3 separate regions of the Homo sapiens genome follow, and regions 1 and 2 are each linked to region 3. A link is a contact called in ENCODE Hi-C or POLR2A ChIA-PET data. All regions are on one chromosome and are shown on one strand. The core of a region is the stretch at or near the end of the contact, and the rest is flanking DNA. Distances in the headings are between cores, read along the strand shown.

Region 1 (2,877 bases), core at 280-2,779, 1.1 Mb before region 3:
AGGTTTCTACACGTGCCCTATAGAACTCTGCTTGTCCACCTTTCAGAGAGTCGGCGGGCAAAGACTGTGCCCTGCTCCCCAACTACGACCCTACACCTCCAACAATGACCCTAGGAAAGCCCGAACCTTCCTCCCTCCCAAGAGGAAATGTGGGCAAGGACCAGCTTGGTTGCTACAGGCATCATGCTCCACAGAAAATTCTTCTGTCCCCAAACCCCCAAAGTTTATAGGGTTTCCAGGTACCAAGAGCAATCTCTCATCATTGCCTCCTGGCCCCACGCACAAAGGGCTGGGTGTGTTTCCTTACAGCCACTCTAAATTATACAGCACAGCCTTTCTCCACACGAAGCAAACGTCTAGGAAAGAGGAGACGTTTCACATTTTTCTCCCCTAAATCCCAGCCCAGCCTGGGGGGTTCTAAGCCCCCATCTCCCAACTGGGCTCTAGACACACACCAGCAATTTTTCACCAGCATCGCCCAAGACATTGGTATTCTCTTTGCAGCGACTCGCCTAGAGCACGCTGGCCTTGACCGGAGAGAGGTCATTGGCCGCTAAGTTTCTGCAGTTTCTGCATAGGAGAGTACCTTGGGGACTGCGAGTGGGGGGTGGAGGCTACGCTCCGGAGAGGTTTCCCGAAGAGTCTACACCGCAACTGACACTTAAAACGCATTCCAGAAATGCCCTCCGGCTCGGCCACGCTTCGCGGGCAATCGCGAACCGCGATGGAGAAGGCTTCGTCGCATCCCAAAGGACGCCTCCCACCTTCATCCCCGAGCACCCCGCAGCAGCCCCCGGCGCGGGGCCGAGGGCGTCCGCGAGAACTAGGCCGGCGGCCGCGGCGAGCCCTCTGGCGTCGGCGTCCGCGCCCCGCCCCGTCCGTGTCACCGCGTTCTCATTCCGAGCGCTCGGCCCGGGCCGCCACTCCCATTGGTCGGCGGCCACGTCCGTCAGCGGGCGCGCCGCTTGCGGAGAGAAAAGGCTACATTGTAACAAGGCGAGGAGCGAGCGAGCTGGGAGGAAGGAGGCGGAGGGCGGCCCCCGGCTCCCGCGGCGGCGGCAGCTACCTGCCGAGGGTTCACCCACCTCGCGGCCACGGCGGGCCGCCCCCCACCCCGCGCCGGCGCCGTCCGGACCCCCGCCCCGCGCCCGCGCCGAGACCCCCGGCCGCCCCCGCCCCCAGCCGCCGCTCCCGGCCCCCGCACCGGCGGCCCCCGCGCTCGCTGGCAAACTGCCGAGCGCTCTCCGAAGCCATTTTCAATGGCCACATTGGCTACCGGGGCTGACTCACCTTCCCGGGAATGCTGCGGCAGCCGCGGGGCCCGGGCGGCGAGAGCGGCCCGGCGGGCGGCTCGGCGGAGGCGGCGCGGCCTCGGCTGGCGGCCCCCGCGGAGGGAGCGGCCGCGCTGCGGGCGCGCTGGTCCCCGGCGAGGCAAAGTTTCAGCGCCAGCCTCGGCGCGGCGGCGGCGGCGACTCGCTGCTGCTCTCCTCCCCTGCTTTGACCACCATCTTATTAGTACAGGAAATGACATGGAAAACGGAAGAAAGCGGCGTTTGGGGCAGACGCGGACCCCCCAATTCAGGGGCCGGAGCCGGGACTCACCAGCCGCGTCCCGACCCGGCCCCGGAGAAAACTCCCGGGGCCCCTTAGGCCCGCGCCCTGCCCGGAGGGGGGAACCCGGCTCTCCAAACCCAAAGGGAGAGGGAGCGTTTTATAATCCAGCCCGTGGAGAAATCGAGAAAAAAATAGATGAAAAAAAGAAAAGGTTAAGAGAGAACTTTCGAACTGGGATACTTTTTTGGGGTCAGAAGTAAAAGTTCTCAAATTTTAATAAAGTCATTGTGAGGGGGGCTCCCTGGCTCTCCCGGTCGCGTGGCTGTCCATTTGGAACCAAATAGTCGGGGGGAGTCGACGCGTTTGGATTTTTAACCCTTTCAGGGCTCCGCGGCTGGCCCCCTCCCGGTCCCATTTAACCCTTTGAATGCTCAGCAGTTTGGAGATACAAACTGAAGTTGCGAGACGCAGGCGTCCCGCGAAGGCTGAGGGTGAGGGGCTTGGGGTTCGTTAAAAATATTAACTCTTTATGTGGGGTTGCGGTTTTGTAGTCACGAATCGCACATGTTCTTCAAGTCAAAATATGTTACAGAGGGAGAGAGATTCTGAGAACTGGAGGGGCTGGTCCCTGGCTGGCTTGGAAAAGATGTTTAAGCGGCATTCACTTGCTCGATTCCTCAGTTTCTCCATCTGTGAAATGGGATTCGACATCACAGAGAGGGGGTGAAGAGGGAAAGACTGGGCCGGGGGTGGAATTGTCACAGAGTGCTTGAGTGCTTGACATGCTTTCCTGAGCGCCTGGAAAACTGACAGGTTGCGATGGGGCTGGAAGCCTTGGAGGAGGGCAAGGGACACTGCAGGGTGGCGTAACCAGGACAACCATTCCCCAATCAACCCCTTTCTCGTGGCGTCCTCTACAAGTCCTGTGGCCCAATGGCGACGTCTCTCCTACCAAGGGAGGATGCTCTGTGCAAGCTCCAAAATTGGGGCAGTAAACCCCAGTTGGTGATTCCCAGGAAGGCACCTGGGCGAGGCGCTGTCCAGTGCTTTCCCCAAACATCCACGAAGCCCTGCAAGAGTTGCCCAGACGGCCCCCAGAGGGTACTACCCCAGGGAAGCCTCCTCCCAAGGCGGAAGGAGTTCCGTGTCAACCTTGCTGCTGGCGATCCGCAGATGGGCGTTCATGGTCAGATGGGCGTTCATGGTCAGATGGGGGTGCTCATGGCTTTTGGAATCTGGATGTGGAGCTGGAGGCGGTGGGGGTGATGAGGGAGGGAGCACTGTGGGTACCACATCATTTGTTTCCCTTGACTCTGGCGTCAC
Region 2 (2,923 bases), core at 1-2,500, 1.7 Mb before region 3:
TGTTCTTCACTGCTTCAGTCCCCATGACCACTCTATCCCCCGTGGCCCCAGCTGCCACTCACCGATGATGATACCGCAGGTGAGCAGGGCATAGAAGGAGGTGGTCTGCTTGAGCAGCAGGTAGGAGAGCAGCACGTTGAAGACGGTGGTGAGTGAGCGGCCCACATTGTAGAAGGCCACACCGACGTACTTGAGGCAGAGGTTATTGAAGGTGATCATGCCGATGAAGACCACCGACAGGGGCAGGACGCTGCGGGCCACCCTGAGGTCCAGGCGCAAGCTGGGGAAGTCCACGGCACCAGGGCAGCAGGCGGCCAGAGCGCTGAGGCCTTTGCACAGCAGCGTGGTCACCAGGCACTGGTAGAAGGTGACGAAGATGGGGGTGTCCAGCCGCAGGGAGGGGCTGTCCAGCAGGTACTTATTAAGGAACACCATGGAGATGGAGGTGACCCAGTAGAGGGAGACCACCAGCGCGATCTGCAATGCCCGCAGCAGAAAGGGCTTCTCCCCGTTGGCCTCTGCCTCTGCAGAGGGGTCTGAGGCCCCGGTCAGCGCCATGTGCAGGATCCTGGACCGCTTCAGAGGGGCCCTATTCATGGTAGCAGAGGAGCTGGGTCACCCCGCGGCCAGAACTCTGATTCCCTGGAGTCCAGGGCAGTGAGCTCACTTGTGCTCTCCGCAAGGAAGCCGCAGCCCTCCATTGTCACATGTGGGCTGGCCTAAAGGCCTCCCCATTGTCCTCATGGATTGAGAAGTTCTGCTTTGGGGTGAGCCCAGTTGTGCTGCTCCACAACCTACTCCCACCCCGAGGGGGCTCTGAGACAAGACACAGGGCAAGGGAGAGGAATAGGATAAGGCGGTGAGGCCAGGACAGAGAAGACCTGTGAGGGGAGAAGAGGCTGGGGCCTAACAGGGAGGGGTCGCAGAGAGAAGGGAGGGGAGAGGAATGGCAGGGCGGGGCAGGAGTAGGTACGCGGGGCGAAGGTGCAGGAAAAGGACGCGTGGCAGAGTGGGAAGAGGTGCCGAGAGGGCGTCATGGGCGGCTGTGGGAGGGAGGGGCGGGCAGGGGGAGGGAGGCGTACAGGGAGCTGCCGGAGGCCGGGCGCGGCTGGAGGGAGGGCTGCGGAAGGGTCAGAGGGGCTCGGGGCTTGGGGCTGAAGGACGCGGGAGGGGGCTGGGCCGGCGCCCACGTCTCGCTGCCTTCCCGGGCTCTGTCGCCGGCTCAGCCCAGGAGCCTCCGGACATCCGAGGCCGACTCCCCGGGAGGCGGGCCCTGGACTCACTTCCTGACACGCCCCCACGTGGCCTTAAAGGGCCCGCACGCCCCGCCTTGCCCTTAAAGCGACAGCCCCAGAGAGGCGGAGTTCGCCAGTCCCCAGCCCCGCCCCTGCGCTCCGCTGCCCGCTGCTGGCGGGGGACCTCGGCAGCCACAGGTTTTTCTGGGTGCTTGAGCCTCGCCCTGCTTCCTGGAAGGGCTCCATCAACCTCGCCTGCCCACCCTCAGCTCCGTCCGCCCCGGAGCCTCCGTCCCCCGACTTGGCTAGGCTTGGCTCGCAGGTCCACTTCCCGGAACCCCGACCCAGGACCCGGGCGGCGCTACATCAGCCTGGACCCCTCCACCTCCGGAGACTCGCGTTGCAGCCCCGCGTCCCTCTGCCAATCCGAGCTCACTCTTCCATAACAATGTTGTGGTCCCCTCCTTTCCCCCCATTTTCACCGCCCCCAGGCCCTCTCCCAAGCCCGAGACCCCCGGCAGCGCTCCCCGAGGCCGGAGGCCACGCCGCCTCTCTCGGACTTCAGTTTGTCCTCCCTGTGCTCCTGTCGAGGTCCTCTGGGCGGCCCGGATCCGAGATTCCAAAGGCTCAAGACAGCATCTCTTACCCCTTCCAGAAAATACTGTTTCCCCGGCCGGTCCAGCCGCATCAGCTCCCGCGTCCCTGCCTGTGTCCCCGGGCCGCGAAGGCGACCTGGCGCTCACCTCCTCCGGTGCACTGGGCGCCCGCCCCGCGACCCCGTGCTGCATCTGCAGCGCCGCACCCTGGGCCGCGCCCGCGGGATCGACTTCCTGCTTTCCGCCCCGGGCCCGGGCACCTTGCCAGCCTCGCCGGCCTGTTCGCGGCATGGGCCCCGGGGGTGCCGGCGGAGAGGCGGTGATCCGGACGGTCGTGGGAGGAGGCCCTCTCCTCTTTCCAAGGCTACTCCTGTCCCTGGTACCCCCGCCCGCCCGGGACCCGGCTTCAGTTACCGCAGCTGGCACGTCCCGGGACTTGGCTGTATCCCTGGCCCGCCGCGCTACCGGCTTGCACTTCCAGAAGTGCGTGCGGGGACCGCTCGGATTCTTCCAGCTGGCAGTGAGGGGGAGGGTTCCCCGCCCCTTCCAGGGCCGGGGCCTGGGAAGTCTAGCCTGTGGTCTGCCACTCACCAGGCAGCCGGGGAGACCAGGAGGATCGACTTCTCTTGGTTCGCGCTCTAGCACCTGCGTTGGGCAGGCCACTTTCTCCGACGGCCTGAGTTATCTTCATGGTAAAACTAAGGGGCTAGGCTTGACCTGTGGGTCCCAACCTTCTTGCCCAGAACTCTAGGTGGTATGGTCGAACATAGATGTTTGTAATATTTCAAGCACCATTTAATTAGTGCCATTTAATTAACGGGTAAGATGATGTCATGGCTGGGATTTGTTTTAAAATACTAAGAATACTTACCAAAAATATTTTTTATTTTTATTTATTTATTCTTTTTGGGACGGAGTCTCGCTCCGTCGCCCAGGCTGGAGTGCAGTGGTGCTATTTCAGCTCACTGCAACCTCCGTCTCCCGGGTTCAAGCGATTCTCCTGCCTCAGCCTCCCGAATAGCTGGAATTACAGGCGTCCACCACCACGCCCGGTTATTTTTTGTATTTTTAGTAGAGACCGGGTTTCGCCGT
Region 3 (3,235 bases), core at 74-2,573:
GATTTCCATAGCACCAAGCATCAGAAAGGAGTTGGAGTCATGGGAGTCCCCTTTCTCTTATCTGCCCCTTCCTTTAGGTTTATGCACTCATCACTTCCTGTGTCCCTTAGCTGTAACCATATGTGCAACGACTTCAACAAGAAAAATCTGTTAAGGACCTAGTACGTGCCAGGGACTGCACTTGCCACATTGACGTGACTTTAATGTATTGCTGCTTTAGCGTGTTCTACTTCTGCAAAAGTTTTTCACTCTCCAGCCTAAGGGGTCATCAACATTCTTTTTCCACCCTTGCTCACCTCAATTACCAAATGCCAGGTTAAAATTTCCTGAGTTAAAGCAGAGTATTGCCTGGGAGTCCTGGGGGTCTTGTGGTGTAAAGGGTAGGATGAGATTATGTGGTGTTCTGAGGCAGATGGCGGGTAGGAACTGAGGGAAGGGAGGAATGGGAACCTCCACAAGTGCAGGCAACCCAGGCAGAGCTCCAGGGCCTGCCTCTTCAGTCCTGAAGAAACGAGGTGTGGACACCAAGGAGAGGGTGGTCTACTCCTGCCCGCGGGTGTGAACTCCTTCACTTCTCTAAGCCAGTTTAGTTTCCTCATCTGCACAGTGGATATAACAGTAACCACCTCGGGGTGGCCGTGAAGACATAAATATATATGTTAGTGACAATAAAGTACTTAGAACAAATCCTGGCTGATGACCAAAGTTCAATAAAATATGAGTCATTATAGCGTAACTCCTTGCCAATTTTCCCAGTCCTGATGCACAACACAAGCTCTGGTAACACTGGGCGCACCATAAACTCAGCGGGTACCCGCAGTTAAATTTTCCTCCGCAAAGTCTTCTCAGGGGTACTCTTTAAATTGGCTGGGCTCTCCCAAGAGCGCTCACCTCCAGCTCTCCCGACAGCCCAGGTCCGAGGAAGGGCAGCACAGTGGGCGGAAGCCGGGGTGGGAGTAAAGCCTGGGGTAGGGGGGCGGCGGGGTTCGAGCCTCCAGGCGTCCAGCAGGACGGCGGCGAATCCACAGCCAGATACCCGCACTCGATGAGGCCTTGGAATCCCGCAAGTGGGGCGGCTACCGCGCACGAAGAACCGAAACGGCCTTCTACAGGGCGGAGGACGTCTCGCGAGAGACGGCTCCAGGTTTCCAGGCAGAGGAAGTGTGATCGGCGCCAAGGGATTCGAGATGGAAGGGCAGAGGCTTTTGCAAAGTGCACAGAGGGAGGCCTGAACGGCTTCCTCCTCTGCAAAGTAGTGGATCCCACCTACTTGGCGGAGCTGGAGGAGGCGGTGCTGGCACTCGGTGGGCGCCCATCACGTGTAGGTTTTCTCCGCCCGGAAACGCCCTGCGGCGACTTACGCGTGGGTGAGGACAGCGCCCCCCTGCGCTCAGCGCGCCCGGACTAGGAGACTGAGGGCGGTCCGCACCGGGTTGGGCTTCCAGGCCTGTTCAGGGCGCAGTTCGTCCCCTTGCCACTCAGGCGGGGGCGGTCTCGGCGGGGACTACGCTTTAAGGGTGGCACACGAGGTAGCACCGCGGGACCAGGAAAAGGGAAAGGGGCGTAATGCCGTTTCCCACCTCCACTCTGGGTGGCCTGCGCGTGCTGGGCCGCCGCCGGGCCGGGTCTGCCACCTCCTTCTGCCTCCTGGCCTTGGTTCTCCAGTTTTCAAAGGAGGTTAGAGCCACAGAAATTTCTTGCCAAAGTATGCTTGGCTGCGGCCCACACAAAGGGCTTTTTAGATTCGGGTGTGAGCATCCTTATGGCCTTTCATCGCAGTTTGTCATTTCTGCCCCTTTCATTTGTAGGGGATTTTCTGTAGCCCTCATAGGTTCTTAGTTGGGGGAGACTCCTGTTACAAAAGACAAATTAACAAGAGAAAAACAGACAGAAATTTACTGACATGTGTATTTCATTTATACATGAGAAATCTGGAGGGAATGAGTCGTTCTGGAAGAGGTGACTTTGAATTCCAGTTTTTATAGCATCTTCAACAAAGAACAGTAATTTTTTTAAGTTACAAGACAAAGAAATAGGGCTTTGAGTCTCTCCAGGAGGCAACTTGTGAGAAGGCAAAAAAAAAAAAAAAAAAAAAAGACAAAGGCCAGTTAGTCAAGCTTGTTAATGTAAATTCCTCTGGTACCATCTCCAGGCCATAGGGGTCTAAAGTTGTCTTTGTTCTCCTAGGTAGACAGAGGGACAGGATACCTTTTGTCTTTGTAAACCTGTGTCCTACTTTTAGGCAAATAGGGCCAGGGTAGAGAGCTTTCCTGAATGTGCTGCTGCTTGTCTTTAGCACAATCCTTCATGTTTTGGGGAGGCATGTCCTGGTCTCCCACACGTGCCTGCAATATTTGTTGAACTCTGGCTAGGTGTGGCGGCCCACGCCTGTAATGCCAACACTTTGAGAGGACAAGGTGGGAGCATCCCTTGAACCCAGGAGTTTGAAACCAGCCTGGGCAACATAGAGAGACCGTGTCTCTACCAAAAAAAGGTTTTTATGTTTTTTTGTTTTTTTGAGACGGAGTCTCGCTCTGTCATCCAGGCTGGAGTGCAGTGGCACAATCTCTGCTCACTGCAACCTCCGCCTCCCGGGTTCAAGCAATTCTTTTGTCTCAGCCTCCCCAGTAGCTGGGACTACAGGCACGCACCACCACGCCTGGCTAATTTTTGTATTTTTAGTAGAGATGGAGTTTCACCATATTGTCCCGACTGGTCTTGAACTCCTGACCTCGTGATCTGCCCGCCTCGGCCTCCCAAGTGCTGGGATGGCAGGCGTGAGCCACTGCACTCAGCCAAAATGTTTTTGTAAATTAGCCAGACTTGATGACATGTGCCTGTGGTTTCAGCTACTTGGGAGGCTGAGGTGGGAGGATCACTTGAGCCCAGAAGGTAGAGGCTGCAGTGAATTTGATCGTGCCACTGCACTCCCACCTGGGTGTTTGCGAGACTCTATCTAAAAAAAAAAAAAAAAAAAAAAAAAAATTACATACACACACACACACACACACACACACACACACACACATATAATTTCAAAAGTATTTTTCAAACTCTGCCCTAAGCTCTACATATTCTGGCAATGGGTACAGTGGGCACCCAGGTCCCAGGTAGAGCTGCAGTCTCTGAGGTGCCTTGAATGGGAAAGTCTTCTTTCCCCATGAAAGGAAATAAGCAGAATCTCTCAATACAGGTATGGCTGGGAAGACATGGCTGTCTTCTGGCCATTCCACTT

Evidence for each region. Hi-C counts contacts between places; a loop is a spot of excess contacts on that map. ChIA-PET counts read pairs that join two places held with the same protein, here RNA polymerase II (POLR2A). Pooled maps may share reads with other maps.
Region 1: a map of CD8-positive, alpha-beta T cell shows a loop between it and region 3 (7-fold over the local background). The contact joins the promoter of PRDM11 here to the promoter of ACCS in region 3. A Hi-C loop is called at or near these places in 1 of 168 maps with a recorded cell type or tissue (CD8-positive, alpha-beta T cell), 1 of 37 single-sample maps with no recorded cell type and 7 of 50 pooled maps.
Region 2: a loop to region 3 is called in a map of naive thymus-derived CD4-positive, alpha-beta T cell, with 19 times the contacts of the local background. The contact joins the promoter of SLC35C1 here to the promoter of ACCS in region 3. A Hi-C loop is called at or near these places in 1 of 168 maps with a recorded cell type or tissue (naive thymus-derived CD4-positive, alpha-beta T cell), 1 of 37 single-sample maps with no recorded cell type and 7 of 50 pooled maps. POLR2A ChIA-PET finds 5 or more read pairs at or near these places in 1 of 52 experiments (GM12878).

Annotation. Positions count from the first base shown.
Region 1 is chr11:45,145,291-45,148,167 of GRCh38, reverse strand. It overlaps PRDM11 (PR/SET domain 11), which reads right to left and starts at 1,529. Exons shown (of 8, transcript NM_001384648.1): 1 at 1,291-1,529. It overlaps LOC105376652 (a long non-coding RNA gene), which reads left to right and starts at 1,385. Exons shown (of 6, transcript XR_931241.3): 1 at 1,385-2,877. RefSeq lists silencers at 779-968, 1,049-1,128.
Region 2 is chr11:45,803,476-45,806,398 of GRCh38, reverse strand. SLC35C1 (solute carrier family 35 member C1) reads right to left here and starts at 1,250. Exons shown (of 2, transcript NM_018389.5): 1 at 63-1,250. The coding sequence starts at 597. RefSeq lists silencers at 996-1,225, 1,956-2,125 and an enhancer at 2,296-2,455.
Region 3 is chr11:44,064,358-44,067,592 of GRCh38, reverse strand. It overlaps ACCS (1-aminocyclopropane-1-carboxylate synthase homolog (inactive)), which reads right to left and starts at 1,323. Exons shown (of 15, transcript NM_032592.4): 1 at 892-1,323. RefSeq lists enhancers at 1,154-1,343, 1,364-1,453, 1,554-1,683.